2 separate regions of the Mus musculus genome follow, and region 1 is linked to region 2. The links are chromatin loops, found by intact Hi-C in ENCODE. Cell type or tissue: heart. All regions are shown on one strand. Links, peaks and the distances in the headings refer to the core of each region. The heading gives the core; the rest is flanking DNA.

Evidence for each region. Hi-C counts contacts between places; a loop is a spot of excess contacts. Peaks named below come from ENCODE experiments on the same cell type or tissue, not always from the same donor. Only the 100,000 strongest peaks of a DNase experiment are listed, where the experiment ranks them.
Region 1: a loop joins it to region 2, with 8 times the contacts of the local background. A loop is called at or near these places in 10 of 42 quality-filtered maps.

The regions. Positions count from the first base shown.
Region 1 is chr5:137,374,607-137,389,431 of GRCm38, forward strand. Zan (zonadhesin) reads right to left here. Exons shown (of 88, transcript NM_011741.2): 77 at 14,629-14,770; 78 at 14,226-14,470; 79 at 13,215-13,344; 80 at 12,304-12,475; 81 at 11,724-11,894; 82 at 9,107-9,246; 83 at 7,700-7,899; 84 at 7,467-7,605; 85 at 6,180-6,320; 86 at 4,342-4,471; 87 at 4,198-4,241; 88 at 4,031-4,113. The coding sequence ends at 4,076. Among named protein-coding and RNA genes, the nearest start is that of Ephb4, 32 kb to the left of the region's middle. In heart, for the core only: a CTCF peak has its summit at 6,768; DNase peaks (open chromatin) are centred at 6,765 and 7,785; H3K4me3 peaks cover 402 bases.
Region 2 is chr5:137,280,524-137,294,254 of GRCm38, forward strand. Ache (acetylcholinesterase) reads left to right here and starts at 7,731. Exons shown (of 5, transcript NM_009599.4): 1 at 7,731-7,844; 2 at 9,489-10,578; 3 at 10,956-11,440; 4 at 12,645-12,814; 5 at 13,594-13,731. The coding sequence starts at 9,511. The coding sequence ends at 13,715. Gm42456 (a long non-coding RNA gene) reads right to left here and starts at 8,121. Exons shown (of 4, transcript XR_003955815.1): 1 at 8,042-8,121; 2 at 3,065-3,201; 3 at 2,536-2,941; 4 at 1,823-1,965. Mir8116 (microRNA 8116) reads left to right here and starts at 13,257; the gene lies at 13,257-13,353. In heart, for the core only: CTCF peaks have their summits at 6,338 (motif pointing left), 8,776, 10,372 (motif pointing right), 12,863 and 1 weaker place; DNase peaks (open chromatin) are centred at 6,348, 7,978, 8,608, 12,968 and 4 weaker places; H3K4me3 peaks cover 6,427 bases; H3K27ac peaks cover 6,130 bases; H3K27me3 peaks cover 4,461 bases.

The DNA of each region.
Region 1 (14,825 bases), core at 2,907-10,906, 91 kb after region 2:
GGTGGTTGGGATTATGGTGTGAGGAGGGGCTGGGTGTTGGTTCTCAGCCCCAAGGTGTTTTGTTTGGGTTGGTGGGAGGTGAGTCACTGGCAGCTGGTGCTAACTGCTCCAGCTGCCCCTGCCAAGAGCCTCCGGCACCTCCGGGGTGGGGCAGACACCTTCTGCCCCTCCTCTGTCTCCTTAGCTCTGGCAGGGGGTTGTATAAGAGAAGCCAAGCGTGTAGCCCATAGTCCTGCCCTAGAACTGCTTTAAAAGGATAAGGGGGCACGGGTGACTGTGGGTGGGGGGTCCCAGTTAGGTGCCCACAAACTTAGGCTGGATGTCCATAGCTGGGGTTGGTTTGGTGGTAATGGGAGAGCCAGCATTGGCTGTGAGGGGAGGGGAAGATGGGGAGTGGCTGAAAGGGGGCCCTCACATCTGTGTACTTATGCCAGGTAGCTCTCAGGACAATTCCCCCATTCAAGATGCTGCCCAGGCAGGTTTTCCTGGCCTCCTGGGAAGGGGAGGGGGAGCCGCTCCAATGAGTCTGCTGCTAACTTCTCCCAGACAAGGAAAAGGAGGATAGGGTCCATACTCCATTCCAGCCTCTCCACTTCCCCCACTGTTTTCTCGGCCCCCTCTCTGCTCCTGGGTATGCCTTCCCATTGGGACACCTGTAAGGGCCAGTTAGTGCAGGCTAGCCTGATTGAGCTGCAGTGGATGTGAGGGGTGCAGAACCTCACACACTGGCCCCAAGGCAGTGTTGCTATCATTTCCCCTGCACGAATGTGTGTGTGTGCGCACGCGAATGTGCATGCTCATGCATGAACATTAAGTGAGAAAGACTGATTCTCTGCAGGTCCTCTCATTCCCCTAAAACTGGCCATGTGGGCTAGCCTGGTCAGCCACATGGCCTAGGAATTGTTTCTTCCCTCCACAGTTCTAGAAGGGTAAGCCCATACTACCATTCCCACCGGCCCCTCCTCTGCTGCAAACAGCGGAGCTTCGAGCTTGCTTGCTGACTGAACTAGCTGCCAGAACCCATACCCCTTCTTGTATTTTGTAAACCAGGGCTTGCTAATAACCCAGGCCAGCCTTGGTACTCACTATCCTCCTGCCTCAGCCTCTGGAATTCTGGGATTATGGCATGAATCACACTAAGTCCTTTGTCTCCTCTCCCTGGGTGACATTTAATATCTCTGGAGGGTGGGAGGGGCTCATTACTACCAGGAAGGGGAGTGTCCCAGGGGACACTAATCCAGCCAACTGCCTTTCGCTGCCAAACAGACATCCTGGCTAGATACAGTGACCTCCACAGAGAGCTGCTACGGGAAAGAAAGATGAAGGTCACAGCATCCAAGCAGTACAAAGATGGAGGCCAGGGGGAGAAATGGGGCTCTAGGCAGGAGGTTAACCTGCTGAGGGGCACTGTGCCTTCTGTCCTAGTGAGGGAAACCAGGGTCCTGCAGAGCATGTCCCACCCCTGTCCTGGGCCCTTTCCATAATATTGAGTTTGGCTGACTTCAGGAAAGGTCTCCAAAGGTATAGTTGTCACACAGATTAATAATATCTCCCTGGCCTGTGTCCTCCCTGCCTCAAAGCACTCTGGCCAAGTCTTGGTTTCTTGAGGTCTTCACAGTCTGATCCATTATACACCTTGGCCTCCTTTGGCTGAACCAGGTGGTCACTTCTACCTGGTTGTCAGAATGGCTCCTAAAGCCAGTAACTCCACCCTCGGTTCCCATAGCAACCTCCTGAAGGGCTCTTTGAAGGAACGAAGAATGAGGGATAGATACCCTCTGGAAAAATCCCAACCGGAAACAGGAAACCCAGAATGCCCTTGCTTCCCCCTAGTGGAGGAATTCAGGCTAAGCCCTCTCAGAGCTCAGGGAGCTCCAGGTCAGCAAACTGAGGCCACCTTAAAAAATAACTTGGAGGCGGGTACTGGTGGCGCACGCCTTTAATCCCAGCACTTGGGAGGCAGAGGCAGGCGGATTTCTGAGTTTGAACTCTACAAAATGAGTTCCAGGACAGCCAGGACTACACAGAGAAACCCTGTCTCCGGGGGGGGGGGGGGAACCTTGGGGTAGGGGCATAGCAGTGACATGTCAGCAGGTCCAAGTGCTTGCTGCCAAAAGTGACATAAGCTTGGTCCCTAAGCCCCGCATGGTAAAGAAACACTGGCTCCTGCTTGCTGTCTTCTGACCTCTACGTATGTGTGTGAGCATTAGTAAATGTAAAAGAAAGCCCACTGGGGTGCTGGAGAGATGGCTCTCTTGGTAAAGTGTTCATCACATTAATGAGGACCAGAACCCATGTAAATGGCCCGATGTAGTGATGCACAGCACAAGGACAGTGGAGGAGATATGGGAGGGAGAGACGGTTTCCATGGAAACTGGCTGACCCGCCAGCCTAGCTCCTTGTCAAAGTCTAGTGGGAGACCGGGCAGTGGTGGCACTGGCACACGCCTTTAATCCCAGCACTTGGGAGGCAGAGGCAGAGGCAGGCGGATTTCTGAGTTCGAGGCCAGCCTGGTCTACAGAGTGAGTTCCAGGACAGCCAGGGCTACAACAGAGAAACCCTGTCTCGAGGAAAAAAAAAAAAAAAAAAAAAAAAAAGGCGGAAAGGACCTGAGGAATGGTGGCAGAGGCTGTCCTCTGGCCACTACATCAAGAGTGCGCACAGTGAAGCGTGTGCCTGCGAGATGACAGTTCCCTCCGAGTGGGTTCGTCCTGTCTTGGAGAGCCACATCCTGCTGCTGCTCTCCCAGAGGACCTGAGTTTGGTTGCCGGCTTACAACTGCCAGTCACTCCAGTTCCCAGGAGTCCAGCGTTCTCTTCTGGCGTCTGTGGCCATGTGCACACAGATGGCAGACACCCTCTCTTATAGACAGACACATAAAGTAAGTGGAACAAAAGTATGATTCAGAATGCCCTTAAGGGAAGCTCCCTAAGGCCCAGGAAGTAAACGATTCAGTCCTAAAACCGACAGAACGAATGCCCTGAGCCTCTCCTTCCCAATCGTATATGAACAGCAAGGACTGCCGAGACCACTCTCAGACCAGCCGAGACACCCCTCACCTCCCCCCCCCCCCCCGCCAACCCGGCAAGCTGCCTGCAGGCTGTGCAGCGAGCACGAGCACCAGGGCTCCAGCATTCAGGCCATCACAGCTACCTTGGGGTCACTTCCCGGCTGTTCGTAGCCACTCCCCTACATTCCTGCAAGCGATCCCAGAACTCTGGACCGCAGGGGTGGCACTACTCTGCTTCATCCTTGGTTCCCTGTCTGGGGGAGCATATGTGTTCATGACTTTGCAGGATGGTGTCACGTCTGTACACATGATGTACACACATGAACACATATGTCTACACGCACACACGTTATGTTTTTTCAAACGGGTAAAGGAGATGCCCAACAGGAGCTGGAGAATCGGCTCAGCAGACGGCAGTGTCTGAACCCTGGGATCTTCCCCTAGCACCCATGGGGTGTAGACATGTAGACCTGTAATTTCAACAGGCAGAGGTAGGAGGATCAGGAGTTCAGAGTCATTCCCGGCTACGTAATAACTTGTCTTAAAAAAGGATGTGCAGAGGAACAGTCTTTCCTGTCTTGAGGGGTATATAGCTCATCTTCCTTCCAGAACCTTCCCTCCCTGCCTCTTCTGTCTTCCATTGCTGGTGCCCTACCAGAGATGATTTCGATGCGTGACATTCTCCTTCCTGAAACCTGAGGTTCTCTCCCTGGGACATTGCCTCCACAGCACTCAGCCTTCAGGGATCCACACACATCTGTCTCCCTTTTCTCTTTCTCTTTAGGTCCCAGACTAGCTGTCTCCACCACAATCAGGGAGAAATTCATATCTAAAAACATTAAGCCTGGGTCTATCAAGGTATCTTGGTGAAGAAGGCATCTGCTGTGAAGCCCAATGACCTGAGTTCAATCCCCACGTCCCACAAAGGAAAGGAAGTGACTCACACAAACTGTCTTCTCAGGACACGCAAGTGGCAGGCGCGTGCCCATCCCCCCACAATAACAATCACAAAACAAAAAGTATTTTAAAAAATAAAATAAATATTTTTCTCTGTTTGAGGACAGCTCAGAACTCGGTGGCTTTGAAGGTAGGCTCTGGAACATCTGAGGAGAGAGAAAGAACACCCACGTTGGAAGAGGATTCAACTCTTGGCTTGGACTCACAACCCCCCCAGGGCTGGTTCTCACCTGCATCCTCCAGCCTAAGTCTACTTTGTCTCAACAGTTTCTTCCTAGAGGGAGTGGGGAACAGATGGGGAGCACGGCTTTTGTGTGCGTTAGGTCCCACACATCGACTACCCCGCCCCCACTTAGCCCCAGACCAGGACTTACTCTTTCCTCTTCATCCTCCTCCTCCCCATGGTTGTTCTTGTTGCCATGTAAACATACACTCTGGGCAGTAAGACAGGGACTAACACCATCACAAGCACTCCCGGCAGGATGGCCACTAAGCTGGATGCTTCTGAAAGGAAATGGTGACAGGCCCTGGGGTGGTGGCTCCGGGTAAAGTTACCTTTACAAGCACAGATCCCACAGCTACTGTGGTAGTGCATGCCTGTGGTCCCGGCAAGAGCAAGATGTGAGGTGAAGACGTGTGTGGGGGAGTGTGGGGGGATAACCTGCAGGAGTTAGTTCTGTGGGGCCCTGGGATCAAATTCCGGTCATCAGGCTTGGAAGCCAGCACCTTGCCCCACTGAGCCAGCTTGTCAGGGCTCTAAGCCATCTCAGCACTCACACCCAAGGTTGTCCTCTGGCCTCTACATGCATACGGTGCCTGTGCATGCCCCGCCCCCCGCCCCATGCATGACAGGGACAGGTGACAGGGTGACAGGGTGACAGGGTGGGAGATTGGGGGATATTTGGAAGTAGCACTTCTTTTTGGTACTTTGCTGTCAGATTAAGTAAGGCATCTTGTCCTCCTAACTCGCTTAGTGTCTAGTTCTCCCTCCAGGAGGCTCAGGGACTTGAAGGTCCTTACTATTTCCAGTCACAGCCCCCACAGGACTTCACAAGGGCCGTCCACGCCGGTGTCATCTGCAGCTCTCCCCTACGTGCTGTCTTGATCTTTTGAGACAGGGCCTTGCTCACACCTAGGCTATCCTGGAACCGTGTAGCCTAGGTGGACTGGCCTTGAGCTCAGGGTTATTAACCCTCCTGTCTCACTGACCCCTCCCTCTCTCTATCCCTCCCTCCCTTCACACACACACACACACACACACACACACACACACACACACACACCCCACCATCATCACCACCACTACCACTACCACCACTACCACCACTACCACCACCACCACCACCACCACCACCACCACCACAACCAAAAGAGTGGTGGTGGTTCACAGAGAAGATTCCAGATTGTTCCACTAGGAGATGGGCAAAAGACCATTGAGGATTGCTGTCTTGCAGATTTTGGGGGAATCACACAGCAACATGATCTCTATTACATTTCCTATGTAATATACTATTATGTAATACATATTTTAGGGGCTTTTAACTGAGACAGGATTTCATACAACACGGCTGGCCTCAAACTCACTATATAGCTGAGGATGACCTTGGACTCTCAATCTTCTTGTCTTCACCTCCAATATACTAGTATTATAGGCCTGTAGCACTGTCCCTGAATGTTACACGTATGTTATGTAGTGTAAAATACATGATTAGGCAAGACAGGTGCATAGGTCAAGGTGCTCGGCACCAGCTAGAGACCTGAGCTGTATGGAGGGATTCCCACAGTGGAAGGAAAGAAGTGATTTCCTTGGGCTGTTCTCTGACCTCCACAACAACTAACTAACTAACTAACTATCCCTCAAATATGTAAAATATATTATATGGAATATATTATATAACTAATAGTATATGACTCATGATATCTAAAATATATAGCATATTAGCGTAATCTATATATTATACATTTAACATATATTAGTATAATCACCCAAAATATTCACATATAACCATAAGCTATATATGTGATATGTAATTATATACTTTATATATCATATATGGTATATAATACACAATATTGTCTATAATACTTGCTTATTATACTATATGTAATATCTTATGATAGATTAATACTATTGGATATTTTATGTATCAATGTCATTTCTATGACATACCTATGATATATAATAGATATTATATGGGGATGTGGCTGTTACCTATCTTTTTTCTGGTTGTGATATCCTGAGGCTCTGTGCAGAATTCTCCTCCATAACCGAAGTCACAGTGGCAGATGAAGGTGGCCCCCTGCTCCTCACACCGGCCATCATTGTGACAGGGGTTCTGCAGACAAGGGCTGTCTGCAAGGGCAGAAAGGTGTTAGTGGGTCCCAAGAGGATACTCACAGTGCAGACGCCTGGCTGTGGGACAGGCCCCAGGGGAGAAGGCAGCAGTCACTGGAGCCTGACCTAGGGTTCACTTGGCAATCTACACTTTAACCCTGCTATCCTGGGTCTAGAGAATTTGCTTAATGTCCTGGAATCCCCAGTTTCCTTGTGTGTGTGTGCGCGCGCGCATGTGCGCGTGTGCGTGTGTATTGGTATGTGTGTGTGTGTGTGTGTGTGTGTGTGTGTGTGTGTGTGTGTGTGTGTGTGTGTGTGTGTGAAGGCCATTCCTCAGTTGCCATCTGCTTTGTCCTCCTGGCAAGCCCCAGAGATCCATTTTATGTGTAAATGTTAGTGCCTGCTGTACTTATGTGTACCACGTGTGTATCTGCTGCCCCCAGAGGCCAGAACTGGAGTTACAGGCAGTTGGCAACTACCATGTGGGTAGTGGGAATTGAACCTGGGTCTTCTGCAAGAGCAAGTAAGCACAGAGACAGAGACCTCCCTCAGCTACGCTCAGTTGTTTGTTTGTTTGTGTTTGTTTTTCGAGACAGGGTTTCTCTGTGTAGCCCTGGCTGTCCTGGAACTCACTTTGTAGACCAGGGTGGCCTGAGTGCTGGGATTAAAGGCGTGCGCCACCACTGCCTAGCACACACTTAGCTTTTTAAACGTGGTTTAAGAAACCCAACTCAGGTCCCCTACATTTGTGCAGGAAGCACTTTACAAGCTATCTTTCTAGCCTTGGAGTCCTCCCCCTTTTGAGAGAGACAAATAGGGTCTTACTATGTACTCCTGTCTGGCCTGGAACCTTCTATGCAGACCAGACCACACCCACAGAGACCCACCTACCTCTGTCTCCTTAGTGTTAGGATTAAAGATATGCCCACTGCCATTCTTGGACAGAGCCCTATTTTCATTGCTCATAAAGTAGGATGTCATACTTTCCACTAGGTGAGGATTAAAGTGGATTCTGGGACAGGTGCTGCATGGCAGGTAGTAAATACTTGATAAGAGAGGGTGAAGGTGCAAACTTGCCAAGACGAAGCGAGAATCCCACCCAGCAGAGGAGAGGGAGAGAGGGAGGGTATCCCTGGTTTAGAGAGCAGAAGGACCCAGGCTTACCCTGGAAGCAGCCTCGAGTAAAGTTGGCCACCATGCAGGACTCCCCAGCTCTGCAGCCATAGGGCTCACACAGCAGGATCCCCTGGCTTGCACAGGTACAGTGCTGGGAGCAGTCGTTAGTTACAAAGCTGTCACCCAGCTGGAAGAGAGGAGGTGAAGACAGGAGCCGGTCTAGATTCACCCGAGGTGCCCTTCTCTGTACCTGGGCTCCCAGGCCTCTATGCCACCCGGACCTTGTAATAGATGCCATCGGCGGTGCAGCCGCAGTGTGTCACTGGGAGGCTCTGTGTGTCACTGTAAATGTAGCCGGGGAGGCTGGCACAGCCTTCCACGCAGGGGCCTTCACAGACCTTGGGGGTCACAAATTTGGCACAGGACGCCGGGCAGGGTGTCATGCAGCGCTGGTACACAGTATTGGCAGGACATGTCATGGCTGAGGGGACAGAAGCAGAGTTAGGAGCTGGTTGGCCTGGGGTCCAAACAGATAAAGAGACTAGTGGTCAAGAAAAAGAAAGAGGCAGATAAGGTTACCCAACAGCGATCCCTGCAGACAGGGAGCCCAGGACTAGCAGGCTGGGTCTGACTGAAGAGCTTGTCTGGGACACGGACACGATGGACACAGGTGGATGCTGGGAGGGTGGGCACGGTGGCTTGTAACCCAGCACTCAGGGGCTGAGGTGAAAAGATCACCATGAGTCTGAGGCCAGCTCGGGTTACAGAGTGAGATTCAGTCTCGAAAAGCCAAAAACAGGAACTGGAGAGAGGGCTTCTCAGTTAAGAGCACTTGCTGAGGACCTGGGATCTGTGCCCAGCTCCCACATGGCGGCTCACAACCGTCTGTGACTCTAGTTCCAGGGGATCGTCTAGCCTCCGTGGGCACTGGGATGCACACAGTACACAGAAAGCATGCAGATAAAGCACTCATATGTATACATCAAATACAAATAAGCAAAATCTTTTTTAAAAGAGCCACCCCAAAACATAAACAGAGAGCCGAGAGCTAGCTGAGCCCGTAAAAGTAGTTCTGCTCAAGCACGGGGACCTGAGTTCGAATCCCAGCCAGGTGTGGTGCCATGTGCTGGTAATCCCAGTGCTGGGGAGGTGGAGACCCGAGGAATCCCAGTGAGAGTCCCTGTCTCAAAAAACCAAGTGAGACTGCTGGTAAAGATGACCTGAATTAGATCCCTCCCACATGGTGGAAGAGCACACAGACACCACACACACACACATACACACACACACACACACACACACACACACACAACCTGCCCCCTTAAACAAAAGAACAAGGTAAATGGCTCCTGTTCTCTAGTTTCCACACATATGCATGCATGCACCCCAAAACACAGGAACGCAATACATACATACACACACACACACACACACACACACACACACACACAGAAAAATTGAAGAGAAAATGCAACAAAAATATGAGGCAGAGAGGAGGAGGAATGGGGTTGGACAGGGAAGGAGTGGGCAGGGGAGGGGTCCATCTGGAATCACTTGCTGCATTGAATCTGGGAAGAACCAAGGCCAAGGCCAGGTGGCCAAGGTGAGGGTGGCAGCAGCAGCAGAGTGGAGCCGGGCGTTGAGTGGCTAAGAATCAGACCAGCCGCTGGGCAGGGACAGAGCCTCACCACAGTGTGTGTGGTCCCGCCAACCAGTCATGTTGGCGCCTGCCTCCTGGCAAATGATGGCATAGCCACTGAGGACACGACATCGAAGTTCCTCTTCTTCTTTGGTCTTCCAGCCAGTGCACATATCCAACATACAGCGCCTGGGGTAGAAAGGGGATGGGTGGAGTAGGCGTGTTGTTAGAGAGGGGAGCCAAAGGGATCCAGTCTTGCTGAAAAAGGGCCCAGGGGTGAGAGGCTGGGAGCAGGGGAGATGGCTTAGCTGACAGAGTGCTTGCCTTGCAAGAATAAAGACCTGTTTGATTACCAGTATCCAAGTTAAGAACAAGCAGGGTGTGGTGATGTAGTCTCAGTGCCAGGAAGGGAAGATATGAGGGTCCCTGAGGCTCACTGGCCAGCCAGCTTAGCCTAATCAATAAGCCTTGTGTTTGAGTTAGAGACTTCATCTCAGAAGCCATCTAGGAAAAGTCAAGGCATGCAAGTGAGTTTTCAGGAGATGGCCTATCATTTTGCATGGCCTGTGATGAGTGAGCTCTAGTATACAGGGTCCTTAGAGACTTCATCTCATGATCGAGTCTCACTTTTGATATGCCTTTCCTGTCACTATTACATAGCCTAACAATTCCAGGACATCAGCTCACATGTACTGCAGATCAACATGAAGATGAACGTTCATAAATTAATGCTGTCTTTTATAGAATTTATAGAATTTCTAATTTGATTCAAATATTTTTAAGAAAAAAGTTTAAGGAGATGGTTTTAGTTGTTTTGCCAGAAAGACATAAGTTAGAATCATCAAGAATAGGATGTGTCCCCTCGTAAAATTCTAAGTAAAGACTGCATAATAAGGAATACAACGAGCTTTCACAATTATGTGAAAAAGAGAAATAAACTTGGGACAGATTTGTGATCAAGAAAAAACATGCATTCTCGGTCAGGTCCAAGGATGAGGCTACAGGTGTGCGCTATGATAAAGCAAGGCCAGGTGAAACTGTTGCTTTTGAACTCATAATGAGCTTAGAGAGAATGAAACACTGCTTTGAATTCACTATTGGCATCCTTCTGTGACTGCCCTCTTATGTAACATTTTATCTATGAAGTAGGTAATTCTTTACACAGAGAACTTTCTGTCTAAAAGCTATAAAAGGCTAAAAGCAATAATACAAATCTGTATTATTTGTAGCTGTTCCCTGTACATCCAAAGTGTGTGTGTGGTTTTTTTTTTTCTGCATAGTTGACTCTCCTTTTCTTTTCTTTTCTTTTCTTTTCTTTTCTTTTCTTTTCTTTTCTTTTCTTTTCTTTTCCTTTCCTTTCCTTTCCTTTCCTTTCCTTTCTTTTCTTTTCTTTTCTTTTCTTTTTTTTTCTCTCTTCTTTCTCTTCTCTTCTCCTCTTCCCCTCCCTTCTCCTCCCTTCCTCTTCTTTTCCCTCTGGCTCAGGAAGAGGAAACAAACTCCAAGCCTCTTGCCTGACCATAAAGGGCTCCTGAACCAGAAAGAAAAGAGCCCAAGCTATCAAGCCTTTTTCCTTAATCCCCTGCTGCTCAACATCCGGAGTTAATGGCAGGAAGTCAGCTGCATTAGACCTTAAAATAGCAAAGAGTTAAAGAAGGAAATAATGTAGCAAAGGTAAGGTACTTTTGCCACCGTGAACGCCATACCTCATCCCTGCCTTCCCCAGGAAACCCTGTGATTCCAGCAAGGTCCCCAGCAGGAGAAGCTGGGGAGATGCTCGCTGGGTAAAAGCACCTGCTGTTCAAGATGAGGATCTGGGTTCGAATCCCCACGCACGTGCCTAGAACCCCTGCTCTGTGGGCAGTGAAGACATAAGGATCAATGGGGCTCACTCTCCCACAGCCTGGCCTAGAAACAGTGAGCTCCAGGTTCAGTAAGGGAGGTTCTGTTTCAACGGAATAAGGCAGAGCATGACAGGGCAGGACACCCGATTTTCAACTCTGGTCCCTTGGCAACACATGTCCACATCCACACTCACATGAAAGGAAAGAAAGCAAAAGATAAAAACCGAGGTGGATGGCTCTGGAAGGACATTTGAAGTTGATATGTGACCTACGTAAACGTACATGGTATATACACCATGTACAAACATAACCCCCCCCCCCCAACACACAAATCCTCCTAGATAGACAGACAGACAGACAGACAAAAAACAAGCAAGATGGGGATGCAGCTTAGTTGGTAGAGTATTTGCTTAGCATGCGTGAAGACCTGGATTCTATCCCCTTACCACATAAACCAGGCATGGTGGTGCTCACCTATAATCTCAGCACTTGGGACGTGGAGGGCAGAAAGATCAGAAGTTTAAGGTCATCTTTAGATATGTATTAGCCTAGGCTACATGAGACCCAAATAAATCAGAATAAAGCAGATTATAAACAAAGAAAAGGAGCCTGGAACCTCACACAGAAAGTCGGTGGGCTAGAAGTATAGTTGGGGGGGGGGGTAAGGCATTTGGTGGCAGAAAGACAGGAGACAGAATGTGGGGAGTCAGTAGAAAACGAGGTCACAAGAGAAAAGACCCAAGCCAGTAGAGCTAGAGGGGGTCAGAAAAGAAAACCGTAGCAGGAATCAGGACCATTCTTGTAAGTACTGGGCCTGCAACTCACTGCTCAAAGGGCTCTGGGGCTATGATCTGGTGACATGCAGCAAAGGGTCCCTGGGGGTCCACAAGCACCCTACAGGCCTGGGTGCTGCTGATAAGCGCAGTCTGCTCTTGGCTGCATTCTGATTGGAGAAGGTCAGGCTCTTCGTCTCTTTCCTCTTCTTCTGGTAGGGCCCTGAAGTAGGGATGGCAAGGGGCTGTGTGAGGCTCAGGAAGGAGAAAGAACAAGACTAGGGAGAGGTAGCGGGAAGGACAAGGGCATCATGGGTATTTCTAATGAGCAGCTATTCCCAGTGGTCAGTAAACAGACCAAGTGACAGAAGGCGACTCTGTGCTGAGGACCAGAGGGTAAAAGGAATGGAAAAGAGAATTGCTGGCTAGGAGATATTCAGCTCAGAGGGAGGTTACCTAAGGAGATGCTCCATTGAGGGGCTGGGGGGCGTGGCTCAGAATGAGTAATTTAATTCCCCGAAATGGGTGAGGAGTGTGGCTTAGTGGTTGCATGCATGAGGTCCTATGTTCAATTCTCCATGTCTCCAATGAGAGAGTCTTGCTCATCTCCCCGACCCCCAGGCAGCCCTCACCTTGGGAAGCGGAAGAAGGCATGCTGCGCCTTCACCTCCCAACTGTTGCCATAGACATGGACATTTGAGGTGAGTACTCCACTGGGCAGCATGAGTTCATTGGACTGGTCCCTGTCATAGTTTCCACACAGGCCCCGTGTCAGCCCACGGTATGTGGTAGGCAAGGAGATCACTGCAGGAAAAAGGAGGTGCCCTGTAGTGCCCCTCTCAAGCTGAGGGCTCTGTTCTTGAGTGTAACTTCTTCCTGTAACGACCTGTCTGTCTGAGCTGTGCCTTTCATCTTCCATCCCAGAAATGGAGCTCCTATTTTCTATGGTTATTGGTTTTATTGTCTTATTTTCATTTTTAAATTACTGTTGTTTTGGTTGGTTGGGTTTTTTGTTGTTGTTGTGTTTTTTTTTTTTTTTTTTTTTTTTGAGACAGGGTTTCTCTGTATAGCCCTGGCTGTCCTGGAACTCACTTTGTAGACCAGGCTGGCCTCGAACTCAGAAATCTGCCTGCCTCTGCCTCCTAAGTGCTGGGATTAAAGGCGTGCGCCACCACCGCCCAGCTAGTTGGTTGGGTTTTGTTTTCATTTTGAGACAGGGTCAAAATGGACTCAAGCTGGACTCAAACCATCTACACAGCTGAGGCTAGCCTCAAACTGCTGATACTCCTGTATCTCTCTCCTAACTGCTAAGATTACATGTGCTCCACAACACGTTGCACTGTCTTGTCTTGTCTTGTCTTTTCTTTCTTTTTTTTTTTTTTTTCTTGGTTTGGGCTTGTCTGGGTTTCTTGGAGACAGGCTATAAGTCCTGGCTAGCATGGAAGACCCTCCTGCCTCGGTTCCTGAGGGCTGGGATTACAGGTGTGAGTCAGCACCCCTGGCACAGAGAGAGCCTTCTGCAGTCTGTGTCCCTGCCTGTTACCTGCACTGTGTTTTCCATCAAAATCCAGCACCATTTCGAAGTCTGTGACGAGAAGCAGCCGCTGAGCCCGCAGCATGACCCGAAGGTGCTCGTTTGGATTGTAGGGGACCGCCACCTTTTCATCGTTGACCTGAGAATGGAAGAGTGCGGCTGCAGAGCGTGCTCGGTGGGCCACACCTTCTGTTGCTCCTGTCTGTACCTGCCTTTGCCCAGCTCTCCTCATCACATGATGCTGTTATTCCAGAGTCTACACTACCCCAGCACTAGAGACCTCCTTTCTGTACTCTAGTTCTTTCCTTCCTTGCAAAAACTCAAAAGATGGCTCAGTGGGTAGAGGTTCTTGTCACCAACCCAGAGGGCCTGAGTCTCATTTCCAGGACCCACATGGTACAAGGAAAGAACTGACTGACTCCTCCGAGTAGTCCTCTGACCCCCACACGTGCACCATTCGTATACACATGTGATATAAATTAGTGTAGGTGTTAGAGAGATGCCTCATTGGTTAACAGTGCTTGCTATTCCTCTAGAGGACCTGGATTTGTTTCCCAGAATCCTTGTGGGGCTACTCACAGCTATCTTTAAGCTTAGCTGCAGAGTATGTGACACCTTCTGCTGGCCTCTGTGGCCACTCACCCATGTATGACATATATTCACAGACACACACACACACAGACACACACACACACACACACACACACACACACACACACACACACATACGTACATACTAAAGTGTCAAAGAAAGCTGTTTAAGTCACCACTGACTGTGGGTGGTGCAGCTCCATTTTTCACACGTGCGTGTGTCACCCCTCCCCCATCTTGTCTCTCCCCTCATCCCTCTCAGCCTTGTGTCTAGTCCCACCGTCCTGTGCCACCCTTTCCCATGAAGTAATGCCAACTCTGACTTCCGACACACTTCCTGACAGTGGGGTACTCCGGCTTTGCCAGCTCCAGGCGGCCTACAGTAGTCTCCCTCTGTTTCCTTCAGGCCTGGTCCTGCCTTTTACTCACCAAAACCACTAGTTCTTCTTGGAGCTGGATTTTATAGCCATAGACGATGGTGGTCACTTCATGCAAGGTTGAACTCCCTTTGGGGGATATTTTGTTACGTCCCTCCATGATCAGGGGCTCAATCCCTCTTGGGAGCTTGTCCACCGTCTTTATGAGATAGTAGTTCATACGACCCAGGAAGTGGTAAGTGAAGCCATCAAACGTGAGGTAATAGGGATCCCCAAAGATGGTACATCTTTCCAGTTCTGTCAAGAAGTGTAACCACTGAAAAGGATCTCAGCCCCTTTATTGGTCTTCCGGAGTCTTACCCACTGGGGTGCTTCTGATCACCCTCATCCCGGCCCTGCCTCTGCCTCAGCTGTGGGGCACCCTTCCCACCTTCCCACCCCCATGGCTTCCTTACTGTTGGCTGCACAGTCACTGCTGCCATCCTCGTTGTACTGGCAGTGGGACCCTGATGGGCAGACAAAATTCTGGCACTGGATGACTCCATCCGTGCAGGCACAGCTCTGGGTACAGTCACTGGAGATCCAGGTGTTGCCTGCCTGCAGATGTGACGACAGAGGTGGCCACTCTAAAGAGAAGGCTTAGCTTCCTGCA
Region 2 (13,731 bases), core at 5,732-13,731:
GATAGTTCACTCGGTGGGTGAAGGTTTGGTCACCAAGCCCGACAACCAACGTCTGGAAGTCCTCTGACCTCCATACAGGCAGCCTCGGCACCCATGTGCCCCTCCCTCCCCATGCTAAATACCTAAGTGAATGTGAAGCTTTGTAACTAAACCTTGACAGCATAAAAATAATAGCTGGGGTGGCTTGAGAAGTTAGGCAGGTGATTAAGCAAGGCTGGAATTTCACAGAGCGCCTTCTCAGAGAGCCTCAGAGATCAGTCAATTAATAAATGCATTAAATGCTTTAACGGTACAAAGGTAAATACTTAGACAGATAATAAAAGCTAACCATAAGCGAGGACGAGAGGGGAGGGGAGGGGAGGAGGACAGAGAGTTCCCTAACAACAGTCCTCACGTGAAGAAGCCGATCGACGTGGCTAAGGAAATAAATAATGTAATGGGTGGCCAAGGGTGATACAGGTACATTATGCCAGGTCTAAGAACATGAGGAGTTTGATCCCTGGAACCCACGTGGTGAGGAGAGAGCCGCCTTATTCATACCCTCATACACTATGGTACTCTTGTGTACACACACACACACACACACACAAAATCAATGTATTTAAAAAAAAAAAACAATATAATTGCAGGTAGAACTCTTGTCACCACCTAGCCCACTGTCCCTTGAAGCATCCCTGTCTCGGAAAATAAATAAATAAATAATAAATAATAAATACACGCACAAACTTCTGAGGACTAGTGATATGGCGGCTCCATCGGTAGAGCACTTGTTAGCACGTCTAAAGCCCCGTGTCCTGTGTCCTATCCCAGCTGCCACATAAGTTGGGTGTGGTAGCATAATGGTGGATAGGAGATAATTATTGACAATCACGCTGATTAAGCCAATTAAAAGTTGGGAACCGGGCTGGATTGATGACTCAGCGGCTAAGAGTTCAAATCCCAGCAACCACACGGTGGCTCACAACCATCCGTAATAAAGATCTGATATCCTTTTCTGGGACGTCTGAAGACAGTTACAGTATACTTACAGATAATAAATAAATAAATCTTTTTTTTTTTTAAGTTGGGAGCCTGCTTTTTTTTTTTTTTTTCCTTTGAAGGGCAACAGAGAAGTTGATCTTAGGGGAAAGGGGAGTTTGGGGGAGGACTAGGAGGAATAGAGAGAAAGGAAACTGCAGCCTGGCTGTAATGTAGGAGAGGAGAAAACAAATTTTAAAATGTGGGGGGAGGGGGTAAATCTTTTTTACCGGTAACCAGACTGGAGAGGGCTTATGCTTCTGAAAAGACTCCTGATGTCCGAACTCAGTGATCCAGAGTTTTTGAGGGCAAAACAGCCCATAAAAAACGTAATTTGCACAGAGTTAGATAAAGGGCAGAGTAATCTCAAGATGTTCATTCTTGACAGAATGTGGTAGTTATTTTAGACATCACTTGCTAATTATTTTGCTTACTACATCCAGACCCTGGTCATAGAAACCTTGGATGTGTTGCTGAGGTAAATAAGAGGAGCCACATTGGTGAGCTCTGGGTTTGATTGAGTGACCTTGCCTCAGGAATAAAGTAGAAAACCAATTAAGAATGATCCCTGGCGGGCTGGTGAGATGGCTCAGCGGGTAAGAGCACTGACTGATCTTCCAAAGGTCCTGAGTTCAAATCCCAGCAACCACATGGTGGCTCAAAACCATCCGTAAAGAGATCTGACTCCCTCTTCTGGAGTGTCTGAAGACAGCTACAGTGTACTTACATATAATAAATAAATAAATAAATAAATAAATAAATAAATCTTAAAAAAAAAAAAAAAAAAAAAAAAAAGAATGATCCCTGGCATCCACACGCCGCCCACTCACATATGTCCAAACACAACAGCAAACGTGATAAAAACACTGACCAAAAGCAACTGTGGTGAGGAAAGCCTTACTTGGTTAGAGGTTACAGCCCATCATCCAGGGAAACCAATGAAGGAACCTGGAGGCAGAAACAGAAGCACAGATCGTGGAGGAACACTGTTTTCTGGCATTCGGGCTTAGCTTCCACAGATTGCTTTTCTTACACCGCTCAGGCCTATCTATGCAAAGATGGCACCATCCACAGTGGGCTAGACCCTCCTACATCCGTTGGCAATTAAGAAAATACCCCACAGATGTGCCCATGGATCAATCTAATGGTGGCAGTTCCTCTACTGAGTTCCCCACCCAGTTATGTGTCAAGCTGGTAAAAACTATGACAGCCTCTTTCCTCATTTTGACGCTACCTATATGTCTCTCTACTTCTCTGGTTCTCTTGAGCCTCGTTGGTAGGAAGGGGTGGTTCACGGTGTTGAACCTGTAGACTAAGAGTGTCTTCGGCATCTTAGGGAGGGATGCAGGTACAAGATATCCAGCTCTGGGGGAAGAACTGGGGATAAGTGCGTTTTCTGAGGACCTTTCCTTGTTTCCTAGGACCCCGTGACTTTTAGGATGGCTAACTTTAACTATCAACTTGACACAACCTAGACTCACTTGGAAAAATAATCTCTGTGAGGGAGGGATTACTTACATTTAGCTGTCCAGCATCTCTGTGGGATTTTCTTAAGGCAATTGATGTGGAAAGACTTTGCCCACCATGGGTGGCACCATTCCCTAAGCTACATAAGAGTGGAGAAATCTAGCAGGGCAACCAAGTAAACTACATGCATCCCTGTATCTCTGCTCTTGACTGACCATGGATGTGATGTGATTAGCTGTGCCCTCCTATGACAACCCCATAGTCACAGATAGTAACCTCAAGTGGTAGAGCTAAAATAATCTCTTCTCTATTAAGCTGGTTTTTTCGTAGGTTGTTTCATCAGAGCAACAGAAATGAAAGTAGAACAGCTCTCAAAGATTCCAAAACAGAGAATCCTTCCAGATCATTCTCTGCAGGGGGCAGGGACAGAAGGGAGGGCTTGAGAGCCACAGGTATCCTGGTAAGAGAGGAAGGTAAAAGGAGGTGAAACCTTAAGCATAAATAAGTACGTAATAATACGTATTTACAGCCCCACTCTCCACCAACCAAACTTGCCTACCCCCCTCCCTCTCCAACTTACTTGGAAACCCCAAGAGCTCAACAACAATGGTGAGTGGGAAGTCCTGGGGCAGGTGCCCATCAGCAAGCATTTTATACCACTTCCTTGCTAGGAAAGGTGTCAGCAGAGCCAGAGAAGAGTACAGCTTCAGAGAAGACCTGGGCCATGGACAAACGGAAGCTACAGCAGGGGAAGAATTTGCTCAGCCTCTGAGAGCCGTCTGAGTCTGTGTTAACTCACTAATGGTACTCTCTCACCTCTCCTGGGTACAATGGCAAATATTCGCAGTCACTGAAGTTATAGCTCAAAGGTGCATCAGACCTGATGACCCAAGTTCCATACCCCCCGAACCCACATGGTAGAAAGAGGGAAACCACTCCCAAAACGTATCCCCTGACCACCACACATGTGACATGGTACACTTGTGAACACACACAGAGAAAGAAAGAGAGACAGACTTTAAATAAATATCAAGATGTAATATTTTAAGATAAAAAGATATTCCAAAGTGATATTCCCACCGTTCTATAAAGGCAGTACCCCTCAGCCATCCAGGTTTCAAAAGTGTAATCCAAGGCTAAGGCTGCTCCTGAAATAATGGGACATTGTCTTCCTTGACTTCCCCTGTGCTGGGCGGGGGTAGAAGCCCAGGATTTTCCACATCCTAAACCAACATCCTCTACCACTGAGCCACGCCCCCAGCCCCTCCCTGGGTGATTCTAGGCAGGGGCTCTACCACTGAGCCACGCCCCCAGTCCCTCCCTGGGGGATTCTAGGCAGGGGCTCTACCACTGAGCCACGCCCCCAGCCCCTCCCTGGGGGATTCTAGGCAGGGGCTCTACCACTGAGCCACGCCCCCAGCCCCTCCCTGGGGGATTCTAGGCAGGAGCTCTACCACTGAGCCACGCCCCCAGCCCCCCACTGGGGGATTCTAGGCAGAGGCTCTACCACTGAGCCACGCCCCCAGCCCCTCCCTGGGGGATTCTAGGCAGGGGCTCTACCACTAAGCCACGCCCCTACCCTTGAATTTTAGGACAATCTTAAGTAAGGGACATAGAAAACAATGAGCAGGAAAAGGAATGTGGGGCTGGTGAAATGGCTCAGAGGTTAAGAGCACCGACTGCTCTTCCAAAGGTTCTGAGTTGGCTCACAACCATCCGTAACAAAATCTGATGCCCTCTTCTGATGCTGTCTTCTTCTGAAGACAGCTACAGTGTACTTACATATAACAAATAAATAAATATTAAAAAAGAAAGAAAGAAAGAAAGAAAGAAAGAAAGAAAGAAAGAAAGAAAGAAAAGAAAAAAAAGAAAAAGGAACGTGCTTTGCCTAGCCTCGGGTTCCCCACTCTTGAAGAGCTACAACCTAGATTCAGTGGAGTCACTCAATGGCTATTTCAGAGACCCAGTCGAACAAACCTAAGATTAAGCTGACCAGAACCGAGCCCTCTGGTCCTGCACTGGAAGAACCTAGGTCAGGAACCAGTACCCAGAGCAGAAATTCCCTGTTTAGGACCCCTTGTCCTACACCTCTCCCACTTCACAGTGCCCTCAAAGACTTCCACTCTAGATGCGCCTTCTCTAATGGCCTTTAAAGTCCCAAGCAGTGCCCTCTAGTAGACATTATGAATGTTTCTCCTTCAACAGGATCCCATATCTCAAACAGCGCCCTCCAGTGGACAACTCAGGCATGGCATGAGAACTCATGCAAATTCTAGAGCACCAGTTAGGGGAAGGGAGCACTTGGGATGCGGGTTTTGTGAAAGAAATGAGGGCATCTTTGGAATCCGAAGATTTGGATGTGTTTAAGAGCTGCGATGACAAAAACAAAGGAAGGTGTCATTTAGCATTTAGCAAATTGGTAATGTTCTTTAGGATCCAGTCTTCCTTGTTCCTATCATTAAAACAGCCAAGGGAAAGACAAGAAGGCTTAGTGGGTAAAGGGGCTTGCTACCGAGATCTGTGGACCCATGTGATAGAGGGAGTTGATTTCCACAAATTGTCTTCTGACCTCTACACATATTCACAAAAGATAAATCTATCAAATGCAATTAAAATGTTTTAAATACAGTCAAATTTGGGCTGGAGAGATGGCTCAGCGGGTAAGAGCACTGACTGCTCTTCCAGAGGTCCTGAGTTCAAATCCTAGCAACCACATGGTGGCTCACAACCACCCATAATGAGATCTGACGCCCTCTTCTGGTGCATCTGAAGCCAGCTACAGTGTACTTAGATATAATAATAAATAAATCTTTAAAAAATATATATATACAGTCAAATTTTAGATCAGTCCAGACATCAAAACACAGACAACCTTTTTGGACCGCATTCATAGCAAACAACACCTTAGAAATACACCTTGGCCAGTAGGATGGAAACTCAAGAGTTGTGTGTCAGTTTCCAGGAAATGGCCTTAAACAGAGCAAGAACATCATTTATCCTGTCTTGGAGGGTGCAGATGTGACTGATGGCTGACACTCCAGGAGCCTTGTTACACCGTATGTTGTTGGAAGTCACTTTCTGAAGATGGTAAAGCAGGATACTGTGAAAGGTAGCACCAGGTTCCTTAAAAGCAACTGATACTTGATGTCAAGTGTAATCTCACATGGCTGTCTTCAGAGTTGTTTCTTCTTCCTCCTCTCCCTCTCCCTCTCCCTCCTCTTCCCCCTCCTCTTCCTCGCCCTCCTCTTTCTCCTCCTCCACTTCTTGCACTTATTTATGGAGGGTAGGGTACATCCCGAGGTCAGAGGACACATTTCAGGGAGTTGGTTCTCTCCTTCCACCACGTGGGTCCTAAGTATGTTCGGCGACAAACGTCTTGGTTGACTGGATCATCTTACAAACCTCTTCCTGCCCTTTTGCTTACTAAGCTGTCTAAGCTATTATGGATTTATGGTAAACCTGAGGCCCATCGACAGTTTATTCTTGTCCCAGGATCTTTCTTTCAGTGAGACAAACTCATAGTTACAAAGGTCAAGAGATAAATTGCCCAGCATCACCTGTTTTTGGAACAACTGGATAAGGAACAAGATACTGTCACTAACTGGACCCTGTTTATAGGCTAAAGGCGCTGAGCTTCAAGACTGGGCAGGACTGGCCTCACTCATTCCCTCATTTCCCTTCACGGTTTTAATAATCTGGCGTTACCATGCTCAGAAGCGGCGTCAGACTCTTTCTCTCCCACAGCAACAGTAACACACACCCTGTCTGTTCCTCTTTCCAGAGACACCAGGAAAGAGACAATCAAGGGTTGGTCCCACCCCAGTCCTCAAGGTCCGAATGACAGCCTCTGGCGCCACCTGGCGATAGTCAGCACGGACCCGTCGCGAGTGAGCTGGACTGCAGATGAGTTTCCCGGCATGCAGTGGCCAGGTTCTCCAGGGACAGGAGGGTTGGAGGGCGGGGGGGGGGGGCGGGGGGGATGTCGCAGTTTGGAGAGATGAAAATCGCATATCTGGGAGAGGTTGGACTCTGCGCTGGTATCTTCTGGGGACCAGCCTTTTGCAAGACAGCGCGCCTTTGCCCCTTGCTCGGAGGAAGTGACTGATGAGTGATGAGTGTCTGGGGCTCGAGGGAAAGCTCCCGGCGTCCACAGCGAGCATGCGTGCACGTGTCCCCCTACCCCCCATAGATCCACGCAGCGCCCCATATCGCGTGCGCGCACGCACGTCCCCACGCTCTCGCGTGCAGGCCAGTCGCCCACGCAGCAGCGGCCCGCAGGCTCCAGAGCCAGATGCCCCCACCCACCCCGTGAGCCAGTTGTCTCTTTCATGTAGTGATCTCGCGTGGGCACAAAACTGCACACTTCCCACAGTCACTAAGGTGCAGCTAGGTGGGAGACTCCCTAGAAGGCTGGGCGTGTGGTCTAAGGGACTCCCAAACAGGCTGGGGGCTCCAAGTGTAGGCCGCTCCCACCTGCTAGCCACAACAACCAATGAAAGCTTGGCCCGGTGATGTCATGGACCAGCCGGACCCTTGTGATGACAGCCGGAGGTCACCGGTCAGGGGAATTAGCTCAAGCCCACCCTCGGGGGTTCCGGAAGTTTCCAGAGCTGCAGCAGAGTGCATTGTAGCATCTCCCCACAGCCTTCTGCTTGCCACTATGTGGTCTGGCTTCTCAGCTGTCCCCGTGTCACCTCTTCTTGCCCACAGGGGTCTTTTCCTATAAGGGAGAGCCTGTGTTTCTGTTATTTGTTCCTACAGGTGTTCTTTCGTCTCCACAGAGATGTCCCACGTCATCTTTTCTACCAGTGTCAGCTGAAGGGGGTCCTCAGTCAGGCTTTCTCGTGTCTCTTCTCTTATTACCCTGCCCCAAGCTTTGTCCTGGTTACAGATGCCAAATATTAGGCCTCTGATCTTTCTGGATTAGAGCTGTCAGTGTGTCCTTCCGTCCGTGAAAGGCGACCGGTCTGTCTGTGACTTGTCACCGCAGGAGACTGTCGCCTGCGTGAACGGTGTCTGGTGTCTCCGCAGGCTGCGGTCCGTCTGTCACGTGGGTGTCTGCCCCGCCGCTGCGGGTCTGCGGGTCTGTCGGTCTGTCTGAATCTACCACTGGAGTGTGTCTGGGCTCCCGCTCCCCGGGGTCTCGGGGCTTGAAGGGAGGGAGGAGGGGAGGTGGCAGCCCGGGGGAGCGGGGAGGGGCGGGGGCGGAGACAGTGGGCGGGCGGGGGCGCCGTGCGGCCCGGAGGGGTGTGTGCGGGGGGCCGGAGGCGGCTGTCACTGTCGGCTCAGCCTGCGCCGGGGAACATTGGCCGCCTCCAGCTCCCGGCGCGGCCCGACCCGGCCCGGCTTGGCCGCCTCAGGTGAGTCTCCCAACCCACCCAGGACCCTCCACCGAGTCGGGACCAATCCGCATCCCGGGGGAAACGTGCGATCCTGGAACGATCGAAGCCCCCCAACAGAGCTCCTACTGCACCTCCTGCCCCGTGGGGCCTGCCTAGAGGGGCCCCTCCACTGCCTCGCACTCCTCTGAAACTCCCGCTAGCCGCTGCATACTTACTGATGATGCTCGCTGGGCCGGCCGCTGCCTCTGCGCTCCCTTCCTGCAGGGACCCCCTGAAGGCCCCTTCCCCACTCTCTTCAAAGTCTGGGGACACTGGAAGACGCCCCCTGTTTGGGGCGGAGCCCAAACTGCGCAGGTTACTGACATCCCGAATGCACCACCCCCCATCCCGAGGGCCGCGACCCCAACGTCCCTACCCAGCTGAGCCCCTTGCCAGCTCCAGGACCCCTCCTGCGCTCTCTCTCTCTCTCTCTCTCTCTCTCTCTCTCTCTCTCTCTCTCTCTGACTCTGTCTCTCTCTATGTGTCTCTGTCTCTCTCTTTCCCTCCCTCCCTCCCTCCCTCCCTCTCACCCTCCCACCCTCCCTCTAAAAGGAGGCTCAGCGGAAGCCCCGAGTTATAATTAGCCCCACTCGGGTTTCCTGGTTAATCTCCAACAACGCCACTATCCCCAGATCCAGGCGACCAGAACTGGCTGGGTGATGGGTGAACACCCGGAGGGGGTAGTTCCGACCCGGGGAATTTTGATCTCTTGGCTGGAGACGCCGGAACTACAGCAGCTGTTGCCCCCAAAATAGCGCCCCTGCCTTTGCTACGGGGATCTCCGGAGCTCCCGGAACACAGACGTCCTGGCTCGCCCTTCAACCCCCTCTGCGATGCTCACGATTCTCCAGATACCCCCACACCAAGGCTCGGGCGGGGAGCTCTGGCCTCTTCTTGGTCTCTACTGCTCCCGGTTGGCAGTGGAGGGCATTGCAATATGGGGATGCAATAGGGGCTTGAGTTCTGGTGAGCCCCACAAGGGGCGAGTGAGACAGTTGGCTGGAGTCAGGCGAGAGGGGTGCGGTTGATGTAAAGCAAACGGGTACCAACCGGCCGTACCAGAAAGAAGAGAGGCGGAGCAGGGTGGGGCAAGGTGTCGACTGGACAAGATTCCAAGATGCCTTCAGAACCTGGGACTCCCGATACCTTGAATGCCCAACCCACTCCCCAGAAGGCTTTGGCTAACCCAGGAGAGGCTTGGGCTGTGCTTTCTTATAACTTGCAAGCTCCCGAAGGGGCCACACCCGTCCGTCCATGAGGGTCCCCTGCACCTGTCCTGGGGCCTATACAAAGCCTTTCCAACCCTGTGCTGTATACTAGGGGTCTTAGCTCAAGCTGCAGGGGAAAGAGGTATGGAGGCCCTTGGAACTTGCTGGGCAAGGGAGACTATGTATTAGCCAGGCTTATCTCAGTTGGCTGCATTTGTTGCGGTATGGGTGTGTGTATGTCTGATCTTGTGTTTGTCTGCCTGTGTCGCGTCTCCTAGCTTGACTCCATTTCTCCCCTCCCCTTACCAATCTGCCACACCTCCTCTGCAACTCCTTGATAAGCCCTGGGCAAGACTGTTTCTTAATCTCCCACTGAGCTGCTGTCTTCACCCTTTGCCTTTCTTTCTCCCAGCAGACACCAGCCTGTCCTGGCAGTCATGAGGCCTCCCTGGTATCCCCTGCATACACCTTCCCTGGCTTTTCCACTCCTCTTCCTCCTCCTCTCCCTCCTGGGAGGAGGGGCAAGGGCTGAGGGCCGGGAAGACCCGCAGCTGCTGGTGAGGGTTCGAGGGGGCCAGCTGAGGGGCATCCGCCTGAAGGCCCCTGGAGGCCCAGTCTCAGCTTTTCTGGGCATCCCCTTTGCAGAGCCACCTGTGGGCTCACGTAGATTTATGCCACCAGAGCCCAAGCGGCCCTGGTCAGGAGTGTTGGATGCTACCACCTTCCAAAATGTCTGCTACCAGTACGTGGACACCCTGTACCCTGGGTTTGAGGGTACTGAGATGTGGAACCCCAACCGAGAGTTGAGTGAAGACTGCCTGTATCTTAATGTGTGGACACCATACCCCAGACCTGCTTCTCCCACACCTGTCCTCATCTGGATCTATGGGGGTGGTTTCTACAGCGGAGCGGCCTCCTTGGATGTGTATGACGGCCGTTTCCTGGCCCAGGTTGAGGGAGCTGTGTTGGTATCTATGAACTACCGAGTGGGAACCTTTGGCTTCTTGGCCCTACCAGGAAGCAGAGAAGCCCCTGGCAATGTAGGTCTGCTGGATCAACGGCTTGCCTTGCAATGGGTGCAAGAAAATATTGCAGCCTTTGGGGGCGACCCGATGTCAGTGACTCTGTTTGGGGAGAGTGCGGGTGCAGCCTCCGTGGGCATGCACATACTGTCCCTGCCCAGCAGGAGCCTCTTCCACAGGGCTGTCCTCCAGAGTGGCACACCCAATGGGCCCTGGGCCACTGTGAGTGCTGGAGAGGCCAGGCGCAGGGCCACACTGCTGGCCCGCCTTGTGGGCTGTCCCCCAGGTGGCGCTGGTGGCAATGACACCGAGCTGATAGCCTGCTTGAGGACAAGGCCCGCTCAGGACCTGGTGGACCACGAGTGGCACGTCCTGCCTCAAGAAAGTATCTTCCGATTTTCCTTCGTGCCTGTGGTAGACGGGGACTTCCTCAGTGACACACCGGAGGCTCTCATCAATACTGGAGATTTTCAAGACCTGCAGGTGACTAATGGCTGATAGGGGCAGACCAGATTCTTCTGGGTTTCATCCGTCCTTCCCCCTTTCCCAGGGACCCAGGCATGAGGGCTTACTACAGATCCACTGTTAGAGGTCCAAGTTTGTGGGTCCCAAAATCAGTCCTTCCCTGCCGAGTGGTTCAGATCCCAAAGTGGTTGCCGGGCGAAAAAGAAACTATGGGTATATTTTTTTCTTCCTCCACGCCTTGTCTCTCCACCCCACCCCCACCCCCACCCCGCTCTCTGTTCTACACAGTTCTGGCTTTGTAATGGTTCGTCTCTCTGGCTATTAGGTTGCTCATCTGTCTCTGTGTGCCTCTCTATCATCTCTCCATCCTTTCCCCCATCTCCAACTATCCTCAGGTGCTGGTGGGTGTGGTGAAGGACGAGGGCTCCTACTTTCTGGTTTACGGGGTCCCAGGCTTCAGCAAAGACAATGAATCTCTCATCAGCCGGGCCCAGTTCCTGGCTGGGGTGCGGATCGGTGTACCCCAAGCAAGTGACCTGGCAGCCGAGGCTGTGGTCCTGCATTACACAGACTGGCTGCACCCTGAGGACCCTACTCACCTGAGAGATGCCATGAGTGCAGTGGTAGGCGACCACAACGTTGTGTGCCCTGTGGCCCAGCTGGCTGGGCGACTGGCTGCCCAAGGGGCCCGGGTCTATGCCTACATCTTTGAACACCGTGCCTCCACACTGACTTGGCCCCTCTGGATGGGGGTGCCCCATGGCTATGAAATCGAGTTCATCTTTGGGCTCCCCCTGGATCCCTCGCTGAACTACACCACGGAGGAGAGGATCTTTGCTCAGCGACTTATGAAATACTGGACCAATTTTGCCCGCACAGGGTCAGTGGTATTGGAGTGGGGATGGCGTCTGGGGGTCCAGGGGAGAGGGGTACCCATGGATGGCAGTGAAAAAGAAGAAGAAACCTTCACAAAGTTAAGGGGTGAAGAGAAAGTCTCAGGTGATGCCGGAGAACAAGGCAGGCAGAACAGGGAGTCCTTAAAAGACAAAACCAGCTGGGAACCTTGAATCCCAGCACAGGAGGGAGAAGACAGTCTAATGTATACAGTTCCAGACTAGCTGGGACACGACAGAGTGAGAGCCCCCATAAGGGCTGGGAACAGCTCCATGGTAGACGGCTGAAAAGCAAATGTATATGAGGCCACCCCAGCACTCTAAAAGACAGCGAGGTAACTGGTATTCAACAGATAAAAGAGATTGCCCTGCAAGCCTATCTCAGTTGAATCCCTGAAACACAGAGAAGTGGCTCTCCACAAAGCTACCCCTGACCTTCAAATCTCTCTCACTCACACACAAACCCACACAGATGATGATGATGATGACGACAGAGAAAGGCAGTAGAGGTTTGGGGGTGTAGCTCAGTTAGTACTTACCTACCTAGCATGCACAAACCCTTGGGTGCATCTGATTTTCGTTTCCCAAAGTAAAAGTAATAATTGTAGAGACAGGACTGCACCTACCTACACAGCTAAAAGCACAATCCTAGAATTTTTATTTTAAAATAGGGTCTCGCTATGTAGCACTGGCTGGTCTGGAAATCTCCATGTTGATCAGGCTGGCTTCAAACTCAGAAAAATTAGCCTGCCTCTGCTTCCCGGGTGCTGGGATTAAAGCCTGTAGTACCGCACCCAGCTAGAAAGACTTTGAAAACAAAGGGAAATGGAGAAAGAGACAGAGATGTCCAGTGGAAAGAAAACTTCCCTAGGTGGTGGAATGGTAGAAGGTACTTAAAATGAGAAGGGAACCTATCCATGTCTGTAAATCCGTACTCTGGGAAACTGAGGCAGAAGCATTGGCAGCACTCATTTCTCTCTCTCTCTCTCTCTCTCTCTCACACACACACACACACACACACACACACACACACACACTCACACGGGGCGAGGGCGGGGGTGGGGGGCTGGCTGGAGTAGGGAGAAGAGAGTTGGGTGTTAAGAGTTGAAGAGGGTCCAGAGTCAGGAAAAGGATCCACGTCTTCATTCCTTATTCCTCTGGGCAGGCTGAGATTTCCCTTTCCTTCCTCAGGGACCCCAATGACCCTCGAGACTCCAAATCTCCACAGTGGCCACCGTACACCACTGCCGCGCAGCAATATGTGAGCCTGAACCTGAAGCCCTTAGAGGTGCGGCGGGGACTGCGCGCCCAGACCTGCGCCTTCTGGAATCGCTTTCTCCCCAAATTGCTCAGCGCCACCGGTAGGCGCATGGAGTGGGGGGAGCAGGGAATGCACAAGGCGGCAAGGGTTGGAAGGAGGGGAGAGAGATGGGGTGCAAAACACAGGGTGTAATCCCTCTCTTCTCCACCTCCCCAGCCACGGAGGCTCCTTGCACCTGCCCAAGCCCCGCCCATGGGGAGGCGGCCCCGAGGCCCGGGCCGGACTTAGCCCTGTCCCTCCTCTTCTTCCTTTTCCTCCTCCACTCCGGGCTTCCGTGGCTCTAACTGCAATCCTTTCCCCTTCTGGTCTCAAAGCACACTTACTCTAGTGTGTAGCTGAGAAGGGGCCCCTCTCAGGGATACAGAACCCCACTCCATTCTCAAGCCGAGACAAAATGGACAGACTCAGGGATCTTTGTTAAACAAAAATTCAAAAAACAGGATTTTTTTTTTTTTAATGTAAAAAATTATCCTTTGGAGCTTGAGCCTGGTGTTGAGGGGAGAAGGATCCGGGGCTAGTTGGCGTCAGCCAAAGGGCCTTATAATCGCCAACTATTTCTGTATCTTCTCTCTTTTCCCCACTAACCCATGAACCCTTCTCCCACTCTGATCCTGTCCCTCCCCTCCGTCTTCCGGTGATTTTTATCTCTTCCTCTCCTTCCTGTTCCACCTCTCCCTTCATTCTCCGGATCATCCACTGTTCTCTTTCCACCACCCCGCTCGGCCTCCGACAATGCGTGTGTGCCGGCGCACTCACGACCGGTCTCCACTACCCGACCTGTTCCGTTTCTCCCACTCTTGCGGGGTGCCCTGGCCGCAGATACTCTGGACGAGGCGGAGCGCCAGTGGAAGGCCGAGTTCCACCGCTGGAGCTCCTACATGGTGCACTGGAAGAACCAGTTCGACCACTATAGCAAGCAGGAGCGCTGCTCAGACCTGTGACCCCTTGGGGGACCCC